2 separate regions of the Homo sapiens genome follow, and region 2 is linked to region 1. A link is a loop called in an ENCODE intact Hi-C map of the cell type or tissue named here. Cell type or tissue: PC-9. All regions are shown on one strand. Links, peaks and the distances in the headings refer to the core of each region. The heading gives the core; the rest is flanking DNA. Region 1 has its middle 370 kb from the start of SEMA3C. Region 2 has its middle 260 kb from the start of SEMA3C.

What was found. Peaks named below come from ENCODE experiments on the same cell type or tissue, not always from the same donor. Only the 100,000 strongest peaks of a DNase experiment are listed, where the experiment ranks them.
Region 2: it touches region 1 in a loop (4-fold over the local background); 1 of 110 quality-filtered maps calls a loop at or near these places.

Annotation. Positions count from the first base shown.
Region 1 is chr7:81,283,733-81,286,663 of GRCh38, forward strand. No RefSeq gene overlaps it. Among named protein-coding and RNA genes, the nearest start is that of SEMA3C, 370 kb to the left of the region's middle. In PC-9, for the core only: no CTCF peak of the experiment used is centred there; a DNase peak (open chromatin) is centred at 1,599; H3K27ac peaks cover 1,134 bases.
Region 2 is chr7:81,174,605-81,177,535 of GRCh38, forward strand. No RefSeq gene overlaps it. Among named protein-coding and RNA genes, the nearest start is that of SEMA3C, 260 kb to the left of the region's middle. In PC-9, for the core only: no CTCF peak of the experiment used is centred there; a DNase peak (open chromatin) is centred at 1,107.

The sequences.
Region 1 (2,931 bases), core at 176-2,675:
CCAAAAGTCAATGGAATGCAACATGTGGATAAAATATTATAACTTTAGCTATGTGGTTAGGTATTTAAATGCCCTTTGGCAGTTGATGCCTTTCTTTTGATATGCAACCTTAGAAAGCTAATGCTATTACTGCACTGATATATCCAAAATATTTACATCTTGACATCTATCATCGGATGTCATTACTTTCCAAGACTTCAACTAGATGGTATTGTATGTGATGAGAGTAGTTCTTTCATTTACTTAAATTTTATTATATTTGTGAATTAAACCCCTTGAATGTCCACAAATTATATGGTATTTGTTAAAAAACTTTGGGTAAATAATTCAGGAAATAGGTTTATTCTATGTTATGAAAGTCAAATGCAGGGTATCAGAGTAAATTTAAACCACTAGACCATAACGAAATAAAATGCAAATATGCTGTCTGAGTCTGCCTTTTTAATACGTGGAAGACTGCCCCAGAGAGGGAGTGAGAGGGAAGAGACAGATGGCATTTAATATTAAGGATGAAATTTGCTCTATCCCTTTGAAAGCCTCAGTCCTAAGTTTTTTACTTCATTCCCTTTTGAGATTTTAAAGTCTTTTTATAGAGTCTTCTTATGTATCTTTTTAAGCTTTCCATTTTTCTAATCTCTCTCTGTACAAATGTGTGGGCATATGTGTAATTTATCTATGTACTTATCTATGTTTCTTTATATCTATCTCTCTGCCCATCTAATTTACCAGTCCCTTTATCTGTTATCTACTTAGGATATACACACAAAAGAAATTAAGTGGAATATAGAAATTATCCAAATCTAAATAATTACAAGGGTAGTTCTGTAGTTAGGAGGAGAAAATAAAACTCTCATTTTAAACTGTGACTTTCTAACTAAAAACAATTTGAAGTGACTGTAATTCTTTATTTTACATTTCCTATCTCAAGAAGGATTTTTCTCTTCTCTTTTTTTCTTTTCCTTCTCTGACTTCACCTCAGCAGATGAGTCACAAAGGCAGTCTTAGAACTCTCTTCCTGTCTTAGGATTCTATCAACAGAAGCTGAGCTATTCCAGAAAGGGCCTACTAGACAGCCCTGCATCTTAAGAATATCATGCAGAATATTGAAGACGGACCCCTATCTTTTACCATTTATGAAAATTTACTCAACCTGGATCCAAGATTTTAAATGTAAGACCTCAAACTACAAAAATACATAAGGCAACCTAGGAAATAGTCTTCTAGACATCAGCCTTGGCAAAGAATTTTTGGCTAAGTCCCCAAAAGCAATTGCAACAAAAACAAAAATAGACAAGTGGGACCTAATTAAACTAAAGAGCTTCTACACAGCAAAATAAACTATCAACAGAGCAGACAGACAAACTACAGAATGGGAGAAGATATTTACAAACTATGCATCCAACAAAGGCCTAGTATCTAGAGTCCATAGGGAAATTAAATAAATAAACAAGCAAAAAAAAAGCCCCATTAAAAAATGGACAAAGAACATGAACAGACACTTCTCAAAACAAGATATAAAAGCAGCCAACACACAGGAAAAAATGTTCAGCATTATGAATCATCAGAGAAATGCAAATCGAAACCACAATGAGATACCATCTCACAGCAGATAGAATGACTATTATCAAAAAGTCAAAAAACAACAGAGGTTGGTGAGGCTGTGGAGAGAAGGGAATGTTTATTCACTGCTGGTAGGAATGTAAATTAGTCCAATCACTGTGGAAAGTAGTCTGGAGATTTCCCAAATAAATTAAAACAAAGCTACCATTTGACCCAGCAATTTTATTTCTGAGTATATACCCAAAGGAAAATAAATTATTTTACTAAAAGGACACAGGCATGAGTATGTTTATAGCTACACTATCCACAATAGCAAAGACATGGAATCAACCCAGGTTCCCATCAATGGTAGATTGGTGGTACGTATATACCACGGAATACTATGCAGCCCTAAAAAATAATGAAATCATATCCTTTGCAGCAACATGGATGCAGCTGGAAGCCATGATCCTAAGTGAATTAATGCAGGGAGGAACAGAAAACCAAATAATGTATATTCTCACTTAAAAGTGAAAACTAAACAATGAGCACATGCGGACATAAATATGGGAACAATAGACACTGTGGACTACCAGAGGGGAAAAGGTTCGGGGGAGAGCCTGGAATGAAAAACTACCTAGTGGGTACTATGCTCACTGCCTGAATGATGGGATCCATACTCCAAACCTCAGCATCAGGCAATATTCCTATGTAACAAACCTGGACATGTATTCTATGTTTCTAAAATAAAAGTTGACATTAAAAGAAGATATCATGGCGATTCCTCAAGGATCTAGAACTAGAAATACTATTTGACCCAGTCATCCCATTACTGCGTATATACCCAAAGGATTATAAATCATGCTGCTATAAAGACACATGCACACATATGTTTATTGCAGCATTATTCACAATAGCAAAGACTTGGAACCAACCCAAATGTCCCTCAATGATAGACTGGATTAAGAAAATGTGGCACATATACACCATGCAATACTATGCAGCCATGAAAAAGGATAAGTTCATGTCCTTTGTAGGAACATGGATGAAGCTGGAAACCATCATTCTGAGCAAACTATTGCAAGGACAGAAAACCAAACACCACATGTTCTCACTCATAGGTGGGAATTGAACAATGAGAACACTTGAACGCGGGGTGGGGAACATCACACACCAGGGCCTGTCATGGGGTGGGGGGATGGGGGAGGGATAGCATTAGGAAATATACCTAATGTAAATGACTAGTCAATGGGTGCAGCACACCAACATGGCACATGTATACATATGTAACAAACCTGCACGTTATGCACATGTACACTAGAACTTAAACTATAATTAAAAAATAAAAAAAATAAAATAAAAGAAGATATCATGAAGACAAAGAGCAGCAGC
Region 2 (2,931 bases), core at 138-2,637, 110 kb before region 1:
TATTTTACACTGAATTAGAATTGGAGTTGTTTGGTTGTCCTGGGTATAGACTTCAGGATGTCTTAGGTTATGCAGTATACAACTCCAGTGCAATTTCTGTAGATGATAATGTGAATAGTTTTCTCTGAAATTATGTAACTACCATAGCACTGCAGAAAGTAAATAACATAGCAGAAATGTCACTTTCATTAAACCAATAAGTGAAAAAAAGAAAGTTTAGATTCAATATAGATGTATCATGGTATCACTTCCCTCCCCTCAGAATAAAAGGCTTATTTCATTCATTTCAATGTGTTATTTTCAATTTAGAACTCTACTGAACTAAAGATAATTTGAGTCTCTAATCAATTTTTGTAAGATAATATATAAATTTCTTTTATAAACCCACTAATGCAAAGAACAAAATGTGCTATTTTGGATGATGGTTGTTCTTATAAAATATTTTGTTGCGTTACAGACAAGTTATTTAGAAACTTGTGGATTAAATTTTTTCTTCAAATACACAAGAGTTTAAAAAATAGAAATGTAAATACTTGCTAAAATGCTTGACAAATTTTTTGAAAAGTTATCTGGCTTAAAATATGGCTGGGTTTGCCCATCCCTTTAGGAGATCAGCTGTTGATGTATCATTAAAGGCCAAAAAAAAAAAAAAGTCAATTCAGCTGTGTCTGTAACCAGGCGTGTCATATGTAGACACTTATACCGTGGGAGGTCACTTTATGTGGGTTTGCATTGACAAAAAAAGAAAGGTGTTCAAACTCCAGTAGCAAAGATATAAACTTGTATCAGTAGGAGAGATATTTACAGAACACAGCACATTCTTTTCAAAGCATACATTTTTGGAATGGCAACAATGAAGAATTTCGTCTCCATGGAGAACCCATTTACACGCCTTGTGGGGCTGGCAAATGTTCCAAATCTGCCACTATGAAATAATTGGCAGCAAGGATGGGAAAAAGAAAAACCTCATTTTAATGGTAAATTTAAATGTCAGGAGTCCACAGACTGCTTCCTCCTTAAGGGAAATGTAAACAGTGGGAAATCTTCTGTTGAATAGGAATTTTCAATGACTGGGATCAAAAGCAAGCCTCACAATGTTGTCCAACAGGCAGAACTGGCTGTGGGAATAGATACATCATGGGTGGTTGCTTAGGTGTTGAGTCTTCAGAGTTATTGCCTGACTGCTGATCAGTCAACCATCATTTGTTGTGTCCTAAATGCTGCTTCTGAAAAGTTCACAGCTTAAGCTCTTACTAGATGATCTTTTTAAAATTTCCAGCGAATGACTTACCAGGAAATAAAACACAGGACCTCAGATGAGTGGGCGTTCTCCATAGCAAACCCTGCCCACTTAACAGTTTTGCCAAGATATGGTCCAGATACAGGTGGGTAGACAGAGCTACTGATATGCCCTTTACTGTCAGAGCAAGTGGAAAATCCACAGTTGTCAATGTGGACTCAGAAAAATCTCGGAAGTGAAAGCAGATTTAAGTGCTGAAGTGTGAAAGGTTAAGGGTCATTAGAACAAAATGTAACAGCAACATGATGCCTTCTATTTGGAGGTTTATGGTTCTCAAAGAACTTTCAAATTCCTTAATGGTTTTGATCCTTACAGTAGCTCTAGATTCCTGACTGAATTGAATAGTAACAATAACAGTATCAGTACAAGGTGTTTATGTGATTTGCTATGATGTTGGCTCACTGACTCTGCCTCTACTTAAATTGTACTCGTCATTCCTCATCCCTAAGGCTTATTTGTTTTCTTACAGAAAAGATTATGGTATCAATTTTAGCTAAATAATAATTAGTTTGAGAGATTAGTTTGTTTCAAACTTCAAAGGAAGATTAAAGTTTCTCTTCCTTGTATATGCCATACATTCTTTATCCTTAGAAAAATCACTATTTTTCCACACCTCTCCAGCCATATTCTGCTTGATGTCTGATTGGTGAATAGATCACATGGTCATTACTAGCTGCAGGAGAATTTGATAAACAAGCATTAAACTGGGTTAAGAATATTGCATTCAGTCAACCCATAGTGTTTGTCGCAAACCAGTTTCTCAATCTCACAGCAGGAATGTAATTATGTTCCCATCTAGACTAGTGATGACCAACAAGAGGTTTTCAAGGCCACCTAACTTCGTGATATGGCTGAAAATTTAACTTCTAAAGCTGTTCTTTGATCAGTCAAATTAGAGAGATTAGGAAAATTAAAAAAAAAAGAACTTCCATGGCAATCACATATTTTTTAATTATTTTTAATTTTTTTTATTATACTTTGCAAAACGTGCAGGTTTGATACATACGTATACATGTGCCATGTTGGTTTGCTGCACCCATCAACTCATCATTTACATTAGGTATTTCTCCTAATGCTATCCCTCACCCAGTCCCTCACCCCCAACAGGCCCTGGTGTGTGATGTTCACCACCCTGTGTCCAAGTGATCTCATTGTTCAGTTCCCACCTATGAGTGAGAACATGTGGTGTTTGGTTTTCTGTCCTTGTGATAGTTTGCTGAGAATGATGGTTTCCAGCTTCATCCATGTCCCTGCAAAGGACATGAACTCATCCTTTTTTATGGCTGCATAGTATTCCATGGTGTATATGTGCCACATTTTCTTAATCCAGTCTATCATTGATGGACATTTGGGTTGGTTCCAAGTCTTTGCTGTTGTGAATAGTGCCACAGTAAACACACGTGTGCATGTCTCTTTGTAGTAGCATGATTTATAATCCTCTGGGTATATACCCAGTAATGGGATGACTGGGTCAAATGGTAATTCTAGTTCTAGATCCTTGAGGAATCACCACACTGTCTTCCACAATGGTTGACCCAATTTACACTCCCACCAACAGTGTAAAAGTGTTCCTATTTCTCCACATCCTCTCCAGCATCTGTTGTTTCCTGACTTTTTAATGATCGCCATTC